Linked DNA regions of Homo sapiens: region 1 is linked to region 2. Evidence: chromatin contacts called from ENCODE Hi-C or POLR2A ChIA-PET data. All regions are on one chromosome and are shown on one strand. Each heading gives the region's core, a stretch centred on a gene start or an enhancer-like site at or near the end of the contact. The rest is flanking DNA. Distances are from core to core; before and after follow the strand shown. Region 1 holds the start of MCU (mitochondrial calcium uniporter). Region 2 overlaps MICU1 (mitochondrial calcium uptake 1).

Region 1 (6,842 bases), core at 35-2,534, 130 kb after region 2:
TGTGAGAATTTAATCAGCTCATAATAATAAACAGCTAGCAAGGAAATACTCTTCTAAGGAAATTCAGGACCCAAAATCTTTCTTAGGCAGTATTCAAGGAGCCCTCATTGTGAGTTTAAGTGGAAAGAAGTGTTTTTCAAGAGAAAGTGTTTGTTATTCCAAAGCGTATTCTGATAACTATTTCGGCAAAATTATGAAGCATCATTAAAATAGCCTTTTACATGAATTTTTTTTTTTTTTTTTGAGATGGAGTCTTGCTGTGTCGCCCAGGCTGGAGTGCAATGGCCCGATCTCGGTTCACTGCAAGCTCCGTCTCCCGGGTTCACACCATTCTCCTGCCTCAGCCTCCGGAATAGCTGGGACTATAAGCGCCCGCCACCACGCCTGGCTAATTTTTTGTATTTTTAGTACAGATGGGGTTTCACCGTGTTAGCCAGGATGGTCTCGATCTCCTGACCTCGTGATCCGCCCGCCTCTGCCTCCCAAAGTGCTGGGATTACAGGCGTGAGCCACCGCGCCCGGCCTTACATGATTTTTTATTACGTTATTAATGTGTTCTGTTTCTGTAAATGCACACAAAGTCAAATATGATAAAATAGTGCTGTTTCTGGAGAGTGTGAGAATATCCGTATAAAGGTGCTGTAAAAATGAATTGGGTATTTGAGATGTATACACGTCAGTTAATTCACTCTGAAGGCATGTACTCATTCTGGGACTTTGATATTGTAATCGTTCTACCTCTCCTATATTATGCTACGCATCACAGTCATTAGATCACTCCGTGATGTAGAGTTAATTTCAGCATATCTAAATATTATCAGTTATGAATGATAATTCTAGGCGTGTAGTTGAGAGTTACAGCATACACCGTTAATGGTTATTAATTTGGTGCCTATTTTGCCAACTTAGAACACTCACTTAGAACTCAACTTCGAACAAAGCTTTTCACAAATATCTATATCCCCCGTTACTCTTATCATAGCTCTATTGTTGGTGAAGATTAGCCGAACTGAACATGCCATCTCTATTGCTGTTATTTTCACGGGTTTGGGTGTCAATTATGGGTTCCCTAGAATTTGCCCGTAATTGACTATGTCCCACTATAGGTAACTCTGGAAGGGACTGGCAGCTTCCAGTGTGGTTCTCCCGCCTGTCGATTGGACCTTGCAGGAAGCCCCGCCTCATCAACTCAGTCAAGGGCTTTAGTTGGCCCGGCGTCGGTGAGTGGCGGGTCTTAGCTCCGCCCTGGCCGTCCGCTGCGCTGCCTGGGTCGGCGCCGTTTCCAGTTGAGAGATGGCGGCCGCCGCAGGTAGATCGCTCCTGCTGCTCCTCTCCTCTCGGGGCGGCGGCGGCGGGGGCGCCGGCGGCTGCGGGGCGCTGACTGCCGGCTGCTTCCCTGGGCTGGGCGTCAGCCGCCACCGGCAGCAGCAGCACCACCGGACGGTGAGCGAGCGCGCCCGGAGGCTCCGGGGAGGGCGGGGCGGCGCTGGCGTGTGGGAGCCGCCGGCGGGCAGGCCGCCGGGGCAGCAGGCGAGTTACCTCAACTCCCGGCCGCTCCGGAGGTTGCCGGGCACCGAGGAGCCGCCGTGCCCTTCAGGCGCCTGCGGCGGCGACCAGGAAGGGAGGGCGGGCGGGAGGAAGCCGAGAGGAGGAGGAGGGGCGACGGCGGGGATGTTCCCGCAGGACTGGGGACACCAGGGCGGGGAAGGCACGGGACTTGAACCTCTCCCCGACTCGCCCCCAATCGCGTTCCCTCCCTTCTTCGTTCTTAACAGCCCTGCCCCAAGGCTCCCTGAACGGAGCCAGATGGAAGTTGTCCCCTTTCCCTCCTCCTCCGGGCGGGTTGGGGAGTTCTGAGTTGCCGCGGCCGCCTTGTGTGTGCCAGGAGAGTGGCAGTGCCATGCTGCTGGGAGCTGCCCCGGAGAGCAGCCCAGGACCCCGGCGGGGCCGCCCCTCGTCCTCTCTCGTCCCCGAGGGGTCGGGCAGGAAGGAAAATCAAACTTTATTCCCCTCTGTGACTTCCTCTGTGTGTGTGCATGGGGAACCGGCTCCCTCGAGATGGATGCTGCATTGCTTCAGGAGGCAAGCTTCATCCTCTTGGGTCCTTAAAGGTGCTTTTGGGGGTCCTTTCGAGGGCTACTGTATAAGCGTGTTCACGCGTGCCTGAAGCGGGAAGGGTGGTCAGCAGGCACAGGAGAAGCGAATATGGTAAGTTGTTGACAGAGGCAGAGATTTGGTGGTTGTATTAACCAGTTGTTGCTGGGTTTCATTGGCTGGCAGAAAAAGAGGATTTCTGTTTGAACACTCTTGGGTGAGTGTGTGTGTGTGTGTGTGTGTGTGTGAGAGAGAGAGAGACAGAGTGTGAGAGAGATTTCTTTTTTCAATTGCAAGAGATGAATTTGGCATGGAGTTCTTAACCTAACAAGTCAGGAGGTTTCCTTCCCTTGGACTTTCTAGACCTATATGTGTTGGTCTCTGGCCAGCTCTGAGGGAAAGAATGTAGGTTTTATTTGCTGGGGCTGAGTTGTATAGTGTGATTATTGGAGGATCACTGCAAACAGCTTGATAGGAGAAACTACAATAGTACCTTCAACCCTCAATAAACACATCGCCTGCCTTGTTCTGATCATAACTCTTAAGAGGAAACTGAACTGGAGCTCTTCGGAGAGGATACTCCTAAGGCCAATGACAGCATCAAAATCGAGTGCCTGAAAGATCTATGAAAAGACCTAATGCTCTGCAAAAGCAAGGTTGTATTGTTATTATTAGTCATAGGTATGGACCCTATCCTCATTCTTGTGAGAAGATTGTACCTCTTTTTATTTGGCATACTGGCATATTGCTTTGCTGAAGCTTTTGGGTGACAGCCAAGAGCTTTTCCACAGTTCAATTTAATTTGCATGTTTCATAGCCTCTAGTTATGTGTTTTGTTCTCTTAAAAACATAAGGCCACCCCAAATTTTGATTGCATTCCCCTTTCCGTCGAACTACTTAAAGGCTTCCCAAGTTGTCCTTAAGTCCATATTTTGATAAGACATCTTCTGACTTTGCACAGTTTTTAAGACTGTTTGGGTGTGATATTCATTTAGCATTTTAAAAAATTTGTGCCTTGTATATTTTCCACTATGCAAATTTGTCAGGCTGTGAGTGTCTCCCTTGTGGGGATACTTCACGAAGGTGTTCTCTGTGCTATTCTAGGGTGGGTAAAAATGAAGTGCTGAATTTGTAACTGAAAGCACAATTAAAACGAAGTGTTATTTCTAAAGGGCAGGAATGTTATGGGAATGGTGACTTGTACATGAATTTAGAATTGTAAGATTTTGAAAAAAATTGAACCTGATTATTTAAAGTGTATAAACATTTTATTTTTCTACAATTCTTCTGAAGCCATCATGTATACAGCTGTTTCCATAGGATAGTCTGTGATTCTTTACAAGAAATTCCATTTAAAAGATATTGAGGCCCTAAAAAGAGAGAGACTTGGCCAAGGTTACGTTAGCTAATACGTAAGTTTTAGGACTCCCACTCATCTGAGATATTCTCACCTCTTATTGTGTTCTTTTCATTGTAAAGTGCAAATGCTCCTTTACATCTCTCTCCTCCCTTATAAAATTTACTATTGTCCATTATGAAAGTATTGCTATTTCAAAACCCCATGAATGGGAATTCTCCTGTAAGTAGGTGTTGATTTGAGTACATATATTAGGTGAATATGGGAGCAAACAACTTACCAGAAAGAATAGATGTTCTGGTAAAGGTCCCTGAGAGACACTAAGGTTGAATCTTGCTTGGGAGACATCCTGTGTATGTGCAGCAGATGGCAGTCTGCATTGGAATGGATCACAAGTCCAGTTTGTGCCACTTTTGTTCCGCTGTATGGTATGGTAAATTACAACCAGGGGGGCATAACCAGTTACAGCACTGCCTAATTTTTTAAGTGAGAAATTCATCTTTTCCAAGTTTCGAGAATGAGTCCAAAGCAATACAGTAGCTCAGCTAGTTGGTAAGTGCAATTATGAAGTTATAAACTTAGTTTGTCTCTTCCCCCTTCTCCATTAGTATGTCATTCAACTGAGTAAATAAGAGTAAAGGTACAGGGGCTTATTCAATATTTTTAGCACCATCTAGTGTAATTTTTTTCCTTCTCTCCGGCTTGTGACTGTAACCAAAACTGATGTAAAATGTTTGTTGCCTGCTTTTCTGTATGGTTAGTGAAGGTGGCTGCTATTTTTAAGTATGATTCTTCGAAGAGGAACTGCCTTTCATTGTGAGCTGTGTAATTCCATTGCTAAAACAAACTATTTCGTCTCTGATTATGACAGCCCCACTGTTGGCATTTTCTAGCAGTTAACGGCTATGCTGAATTACTACATCTTTTACTTAAGTCTGTCATTGTCCTGTTACAGTTTGTGGCTGACTTGCTCTACTTTACACATCACAGTTCTTTTGGCAATGACATTGTTTCAGCTTAACCTGAAAGTTTTAACAGGTTACACTGCCTGACACAGAGGCAGGTCCTAACTCTTTAATTGAGTTCCTCATAGTCTGGCCCAATCTTATTATGCCAGATTCATCCCAGCACAAATACTCTGTTGTACTTAAGCTAGTCTCTGCACTGTCCCATACATTCATACTAAACCTTTATGGATTTTTTGTAGCTGAATTTCAGCCTTTATCACCCCTAATCACTCCTCTAGCCTTTAAGGTTCATTTCAGGTTACAGACTGTGATGTACAATTCCTTTTGAATCTAACATTCGCACTTTACACATGAGGAAACCTAATAAACTGAGGAAAGTCACTTGTTAAGTTATGTTTGTGGTTATGAACAGACCAAGGATTAAAATTCCTTTACTTTTTTTTTTTTTTTTGATACAAGGTCTTGCTTTGTCACCCAGGCTGGAGTTCATTGACACTGTCACAGCTCACTGCAATCTTGAACTCCTGGGCTCAAGCTCTCCTCCCACCTCGGCCTCCCCAAGTAATGTGCACCACCATGCCCAGCTAATTAAAAAAATTTTTTTGGCTGGGTGCGGTGGCTCACACCTGTAATCCCAGCAACTAGGGAGGCTGAGGCGGGCAGATCAGGGGGTCAGGAGTTGGAGACCAGCCTGGCCAACATGGTGAAACCTCGTCTCTACTAAAAAGACAAAAATTAGCTGGGCATGGTGGCAGGCGCCTGTAGTCCCAGCTACTCGGGAGGCTGAGGCAGGAGAATCACTTGAAACTAGAAGGCGGAGGTTGTAGTGAGCCAAGATCATGCCACTGCACTCCAGCCTGGGCGAAAGAGCGAAACTCCGACTCAAAAAAAAAAAAAAAAAAAAAAAATTTTTTTTTTTTTTTTTTTTTGGTAGAGACAGGGTATTTCTACCAGGCTGGTCTTGAACTCCTGGACTCATCTTCCCAAAGAGCTAGTATTATATACGTAAGCCACTACGTCTGGCCAAAAATTCCTTTAAATGGAGATGGATTCAAGAATTCCTAGTGTGAAGATCTGGCCTAAAATTCCTTTAAATGGAGACAGATTCAATAATTCCTAGCGTGAAGATGATACTTTCAGGGATAATTTCTATAATTCGTTACTAGAAAAGTTTCTCTAAATGTGTAGAGAAAAAAACATTTCCTAGTTTGAATCTTGATTTGTGTAATTCCTGGCTCTTAACCCTTTTCTATTGTTGTCTTCTGTCCTCTCTGAATTCTGATGGGATTTATTATCTTTAGGACACAAATTGACACCGACATGATTTCTAAATGTTTTATTTGTGGGCATCTAATCTTAACTGGGGAGATAAAGCAATGATGTGTATCTTATTACCTTTGTGGCTCATAGACTCTAGCACAATGCTGGGTACATAGGTGACACTCAGACAAGCATTAGTTAGCTATGCACCCCTTTTTCTGCTTGCTAGGGAAAAGATATGCCCTTTATCTCCTCTCCCTATCCCCCTACCCCCAGTTTGGCTTGCTTAATAGCCTTCCTTAGGTAGCCACATTTGGAGAATTCCTTTAAGCTTAGTATTGCCAGTGCTGTCTTTGGTTGTATATTACACTTCTTTATGGTGGATTGATGGAAAGAGTTGGTACCATTGGATTAGCTCAGCAGTGGTCATTAGCTTTCTGACAATAGCCAGCAAAAGTATAATAATTACCCAGATTATTACAAGTATATGTTTGAATCAGATTCCACATTTGTTGGTTTATTCTATATTAAGATTTTGAGAGTTCTGGATAAATATGTTTAAGAACAGACTTCTTCTATTTATTTATGTATTTATTTTAGATGGAGTGTTGCTCTGTTGCCCAGGCTGGAGTGCAGTGGCGTGATCTCGGCTCACTGCAACTTCCACCTCCTGGGTTCAAGTGATTTTCCTGTCTCAGCCTCCCAAGTAGCTGGGCATATAGGCGTGTGCCACCATGCCTGGCTAATTTTTGTATTTTTTGTAGAGACTGGGTTTCGCCATGTTGGCCAAGCTGGTCTCGAACTCCTGGCCTCGGGTAACCCACCTGCCTCGGCCTCCCAAAATACTGAGATTACAGGCATGAGCCACTGCACCCAGGCCAGACTTCTATTTTTTTTTTTTTTTTTTTTTTTTTGAGACAGATTCTCGCTCTGTTGCCCAGGCTGGAGTGCAGTGGTGTAATCTCGGTTCACTGCAACCTCCGTCTCCCTGGTTCAAGCGATTCTCCTGCCTCAGCCTCCCAAGTAGCTGGGATTACAGGTGTGCACCACCACGCCCGGCTAATGTTTTTGTATTTTTAGTAGAGACGGGGTTTCACCATGTTGGACAGGCTAGTCTTGAACTCCTGACCTCGTGATCCACCCACCTCGGCCTCCCAAAGTGC
Region 2 (6,489 bases), core at 1,612-4,111:
AGCTCAGGAGTTCGAGACCAGTCTGGCTAACATGGTGAAACCCCGTTTCTACTGAAAATGCAAAAGTTAGCCAGACATGGTGGCAGGCATCTGTAATTCCAGCTACTCAGGAGGCTGAGGCATGAGAATCGTTTGAATCCAGGAGGCAGAGGTTGCAGTGAGCCTAGATCACACCACTACACTCCAGCCTGGGCGACAGACCGAGACTCCATCTCAAAACAAACAAACAAAACACAAAACTTATGGCATAAAAATGTGGTTTATTATTTCTTAAATTATAGATAAATTCTTAACATGTCTATATAGATTATGTAAAAGAATGAATATACAAAGAATGACTGAAAAAAACAGAATGAAGACAGAATAAGTGTTGAAATAGATTATTAGAGATACAGAAAGACATTAAAACAATTATCCTTGAACAGGGAAAAGATAGCTCTTCCTCTGAAACTTCAGTGAAAGAAATAAGAATTATTTCAAATACAGATTAGATAGATTTTGTAACTATAAGGGTTGGAATTTGAGTAAATCACACAGATAGCTTTAATTTTTTCTATGAAGTATGAGATATGCTCATCTGCTGAGCAGAAGGCAGGAGTAGAAAATGGAAGTAGGTTCAAAATAAATGTTTATTTGGGACATTTTAGCTGTATTTTACGAAATGGAAAGTGTGACTGGCCTGTAGATGAAACTGCTGGCACAGAGTAAAGTTGTGCTTTCTTTGAATTCACTCAGGGCAAAACAATAAATAAATGTATCCTGACAGAAAAACAAGGACACTTGATAATTGACTTGTGATGCATGACTTTTGTTCAATTCACCTCTATCAGAAATGGATTTGGGTATAGAGAAAACACATTTAATAATTTCATCTAGGCTGGGCATGGCGGCTCATGCCTATAAACCCAGCACTTTGGCAGGCCGAGGCAGACGGATCACCTGAAGTCAGGAGTTCGAGGCCAGCCTAGCCAACATGGTGAAACTCCATCTCTCCTACAAATACAAAAATTAGCGGGGCATGGTGGTGCATGCCTGTAATCCCAGCTATTGGGAAGCTGAGGCAGGAGAATCGCTTGAACCCAGGAAGCGGAGGTTACAGTGAGCCAAGATCATGCCATTGCACTCTAGCCTGGGCAACAGAGGGAGACTCTGTCTCCAAAAATAAAAAAATTACTTCATCTAACATATGAAACCAGACAGAAGATCCAGATTTTACAAAGAACTCTTCTTGCAAACACAAACCACAAACACACAAAACGCAGAAATAACTCAAATTATCTTGTTGCATTATTAGCTATAGTTTAGCAACTGAACGCAACTCCCTGAATTTTAACCTTGACATGCAAAATGTCTAAGAAATCCATCCTTTTCATTGTTCATCACTCATGTTTGCTGAACTCAAATACCTGATATCATAGGAACTGCTGTAGTGGAACTGAAACTTCGCTGAGGCAAAGCTACATAACAGCAGGTTGTGTTAATTACATAAAATCTTTTTTTTTTTTTTTTTTTTTTTTGAGACTCAGTCTTGCTTTGCCGCCCAGGCTGAAGTGCAGTGGCACAATCTCAGCTCACTGCAACCTCCACCTCCCGGGTTCAAGCAATTCTCCTGACTCAGCCTCCTGAGTAGCTGGGACTACAGGTGCATGCCACCATGCCAGGCTAGTTTTTGTATTTTTAGTAGAGACAGGGTTTCATCACATTGGCCAGGTTGGTCTTGAACTTCTGACCTCAGGTGATCCACCCACCTCCGCCTCCCAGAGTGCTGGGATTATAGGCATGAGCCACCATGCGGGGCCTAATTACATAAAATCTTGATAGTCATTTGAAGTTTGTGCTGTCCTCAAAGTTACTTGGTCTTCTAGAAGTTATGTTTCCAAAGAGATTTTATTCTGTCTCTACAACCCGATATCAGAAATACCACAAAGACTCAACTTAACATATATGATAACATTTAGCATCAGGAAGATCCAGAAAAAAAGAATCACCTTAGGCAGTTGAACTGAAAGAACTAAGAAAAAATATGCTAATCATGGTTATTGGTCCTAGATCCTTTTAACTACCTCCTTTAACCTCACATTCCAAGAGTACTTTTGGCTTAGAACATGATAGAAAATAGCAAAGAAGTGATAACTTGAAAGTGAAGATGAACCATCTGAAACATATGATTAAAAAGATTGAACTGCATTATTCTACTTTAAGATATACTTCTGATCAACTTATAAGACTATGTTTCATACTTTTCTGTCTCTGAATCCAGAACGTTTCTTCTTTTTCTCTTCTGGGTGAGGGGCAAGATCTGCAGTCTTTTTCTCATGGTTACAAACATCCCCTTCATCTTTATTCTTCCCTTTATCACCGATGTCACTTTTTAGGTTGTCTACACATGGTGGAGATTCTGCATGGGCCCTGGATATGCAAAAAAGAAATCTAGATTAATCTTGAACGTCCATCATACTAGACAAATAAGCAAACAGATACAGCTTAGCAGAGCAACAGCAATGAAATTTGTCAAATATTCTACATGAAGAAGTTCCTCAAAAAATATAAAATAGAACTTCCACATGATCTCTGGTTATATATCCCAAAGAAATGAAAGGGTCTCAAATAAATATTTGCACATCCATGTTCACAGCAGCACTATGCACAATAGCTGAAAGGTGGAAACAACTCAAAAGTCCATTGGCAGATGAATAAACAAAATGTGGTATATACAGATAATGGAATATTTTTCAGCTTTAAAAGGAAAGGAAATCCTGTCACAAGCTACAACGTGGATGAATCTTGAGGGCGTTATGCTAAGTGAAATAAACCAGTCACAAAACCACAAATATTGTATGACTTCACTTACATGAGTTACCTGGAATATTTAGATTTACAGAAACAGAAAGTAGAATGGGGGTTACCAGGGGCTGAGGGAAGGGGAAGCAAGGAAGTTGCTCTTGAATAAGTAGAGTTTCAGTTTTGCAAGATGAAAACGTTCTGGAGATCTGTTTCACAATGATGTGAATACCCTTTAAACTACTGAACTGCATATTTTAAAATGGTGAAGACATGTGACAGAAGCCCTCATCCACACGTCTTCCCATTGAAACCAGAGACGATGAGCCCTTCCAGTACAAAAACTAAATGTACTAGACTTCCAGCCATAGAGCGCCTCCTTGTTCTTCATCTCACTCCAACTCTTCCCATTCTCATTCTCCCCTTGTCCCAACTGTAACTGAAAGGGTGGAATATCAAGGTCTTTAGAAAAAAATGGTTAAGATGTAAGTTTTATGTTATGCACCTTTCACTACAATAAAAAGGAACATAAATAAAGAAGAAATAGGGGACCAAAATAATATAAGTATTTCTTTTTTAAAAAATAATATAAGTATTTCTGGTAGTTGAAGCCATTGCTGCAATGATATAATACTAAAATTAATTAAATATTACAGAACTGATGAAATACAAAAAGAAGACTTTTGCTTACAGCCATAATGGAGCAAACGATAATAGATCTGACTTCCTACCAGGGCAAAAATACAGAAAATTGAACAAAATATATCAAATGACTGCTTTCAGACACTGCACAGTATGCAACTCTCTAAGAAAATGGTGGCCTGGCCAGGCGTGGTGACTCACACCTGTAATCCCAGCACTTCGGGAGGCCGAGGTGGGTGGATCACTTGAGGTCAGGAGTTCGAGACCTGCCTAGCCAACATGGCAAAAAACCATCTCTACTAAAAATACAAAAGTTAGCCGGGTGTGGTGGTGCTTGCCTGGTCCCAGCTACTTGAGAAGCTGAGGCAGGAGAATGTCTTGAACCCAGGAGGCAGAGGTTGCAGTGAGCCGAGATTGTACCAATGTACTCCAGCCTGGGTGACAGAGTGAGACTCCATCTCAAAAAGAAAAAAAAAAAAAAAAAAAGAAAAGAAAAATGGAGGCCTATAATTGCCCAGAATTTCTGTCTGGAAACATTTTCTAGACCACAAAGAGGATCCCAAGCCAAATACAGTGATCTTGCTAAACTAAAGTGACAGAGATCAAAGTTTGGAAAACCTGAGGTGCCTGGAATTGGTGAGGCAGAGGACTCAAAAGGAAAAAGTCACACAGAGAAAGAGCTCCAAAAATGTACACAGAACACTCTCGAGTATTGAGTCAACACTCAGCAGTGCATTCTTAGGATGAAACTACACAAAGTAGTTGCCAAGGAGCCACAGGCCAGTCAATTTCCAGAGCTCACAAGCAGGAAACAATCAAGCTCTACCAAGTCAGACTAGAGGAACCTCACTGAACACCCAAGGCATTTAGTAACATCCCAGAAAGATCATGCTATATTAATAGGGCTAAGATAGCTCTAGAGGCTGGGCATGGTGGCTCATGCCTGTAATCCCAACACTTTAGGAGGCTGAGGTGGGCAAGTCACTTGACCCCAGGAGTTCAAGACCAGCTTGACCAACATGGTGAAACCCTATCTCTACTAAAAATACAAAAAAAAAAAAAAAATTACCCAAAGGATCATACATCATGCTGCTATAAAGACACACGCACACGTATGTTTATTGCGGCACTATTCACAATAGCAAAGACTTGGAACCAACCCAAATGTCCAACAATGATAGACTGGATTAAGAAAATGTGGCACATATACACCATGGAATACTATGCAGCCATAAAACATGATGAGTTCGTGTCTTTTGTAGGGACATGGATGAAGCTGGAAACCATCATTCTCAGCAAACTATCGCAAGGACAAAAAACCAAACACTGCATGTTCTCACTCACAGGTGGGAATTAAACAATGAGAACACATGGACACAGGAAGGGGAACATCACACGCCGGGGCCTGTTGTGGGGTGGGGGGAGGGGGGAGGGATAGCATTAGGAGATATACCTAATGTTAAATGATGAGTTACTAGGTGCAGCACACCAACATGGCACATGTATACATATGTAACTAACCTGCACGTTGTGCACATGTACCCTAAAACTTAAAGTATAATAAAAAAAAAAAAATTAGCCATGGTGGTGCACACCTGTAATCCCAGCCGGGCATGGTGGTGCACACCTATAATCCCAGCTACTTGAGAATTGCTTGAACCCAGAGGCAGAGGTTGCAGTAAGCTGAGATCATGCCACTACACTCCAGCCTGGGCGACAGAGCAAGACTCCATCTCAAAAAAACAAACAAACAAAAATAAAAAACAGAGAGTGACAGAGTCAGAAAAACAGTAACTATGTATTTTAAGAAAGAGAAGACTGTGGCTCACTACATTTTCTCTTCTTTCCAAGGAAGTTTCCATAACTAGTGAAAAAAATTATCAGGGACACTAAAGTACCAAGGTTCCTTTGTTAATTTCACAGGGTCACCAAATTGTGAAGTCTCAGAAAGCATTCATTTTCTTTTTTTTTTTTTTTTTTTTTTTGGAGACAGTTTTTCTCTGTCACCCAGGCTGGAGTACAATGGCACAATCTTGGCTCACTGCAACCTCCACCTGCCTCCCAGGTTCAAACAATTCTCCTGCCTCAGCCTCCCAAGTAGCAGGGACTACAGGCTCACGCCCTGTGTCTGGCTATTTTTTGTATTTTTGTAGAGATGGGTTTTTGCCATGTTGGCCAAGCTGGTCTCAAACTCCTGACTTCAAGTGATCCAACCACCTTGGGCTCCCAAAGTGCTGGGATTACAGGTGTAAGCCACCGCGCCTGGCCAGAAAGCCTTCATTTTCTAAAGCTGCTATTGCTATCCCTATCCCATTATTTAAAATGTTCAGCAGAGGAGACAGGCAGACCTTGAAGCACAGTGTTTCCTAAGTATTGCCTTAGCATGTTGAATTCTTTGAAACATCTTATTTCATAGACGAATATTAACAATACCAAATGATCCGAGCAAGAAATTCTGATACAGAGTTAAGCCAGAAATCAACTCCTTTCTGACAACAGAGATGACTGGAAGAATAAAAGTATACGCAAGAACAAGATGGTTGGATAACACTCACCTCTTCCACAAAAGACCAGTACTTGCAGTTACTGCAGATGCTCCCAGGAAAGCCACCATCATTAGTCTTCGCCGGATCTGGATGGGCTGTGATCCTCCATGGTACCATCGAGAACCCACAGCCAGTTCTGCCAAAGCAGAAAGTGAGTTCAGACGAAACATCCTGTGGACAATAAGTAGAAATGTCACTCTTAGCTAGTGGTAGTTATGATGATGATGATGATGATCCTACCAACATTTCTAATAAACACTAAAGTAATTGCTCTATGACAGGCACTATTCTAAACAATTTGCTTATATTATCCCATTTAATCCTCAGAATAATCTTATGAGCAAAGTACTACTTATAAAACTGATATATTAGTCAAAGTACAATTAGAAGACAGAAACCACATGATAATTTGAGTATGAAACTTTTAATATAAAACATTATTAAGGCCAGGTATGTGGCTCATGCCTGTAATCTTAGCACTTTGGGAGGCCAAAGAGAGAGGATCATTTGAGCCCAGGAG

What was found. A loop is a pair of places that touch in the nucleus more often than their neighbours do. ChIA-PET counts read pairs that join two places held with the same protein, here RNA polymerase II (POLR2A). Pooled maps may share reads with other maps.
Region 1: a loop to region 2 is called in a map of MCF 10A, with 6 times the contacts of the local background. The contact joins the promoter of MCU here to the enhancer-like site in region 2. A Hi-C loop is called at or near these places in 5 of 168 maps with a recorded cell type or tissue (Calu3, GM12878, MCF 10A and 2 more), 21 of 37 single-sample maps with no recorded cell type and 19 of 50 pooled maps. POLR2A ChIA-PET finds 5 or more read pairs at or near these places in 2 of 52 experiments (BJ and PC-9).

Annotation. Positions count from the first base shown.
Region 1 is chr10:72,690,859-72,697,700 of GRCh38, forward strand. MCU (mitochondrial calcium uniporter) reads left to right here and starts at 1,285. Exons shown (of 8, transcript NM_138357.3): 1 at 1,285-1,443. The coding sequence starts at 1,294. RefSeq lists enhancers at 903-962, 2,633-2,722 and silencers at 1,163-1,622, 1,713-1,762, 1,783-1,872.
Region 2 is chr10:72,560,655-72,567,143 of GRCh38, forward strand. It overlaps MICU1 (mitochondrial calcium uptake 1), which reads right to left. Exons shown (of 12, transcript NM_001195518.2): 2 at 5,979-6,140; 3 at 2,241-2,409. The coding sequence starts at 6,139. Among named protein-coding and RNA genes, the nearest start is that of MICU1, 62 kb to the right of the region's middle. RefSeq lists a silencer at 1,302-1,411. Within about 2 kb of position 2,862, at least 3 of the 41 ENCODE cell types and tissues checked have a DNase peak (open chromatin) inside an H3K27ac peak, as active enhancers do.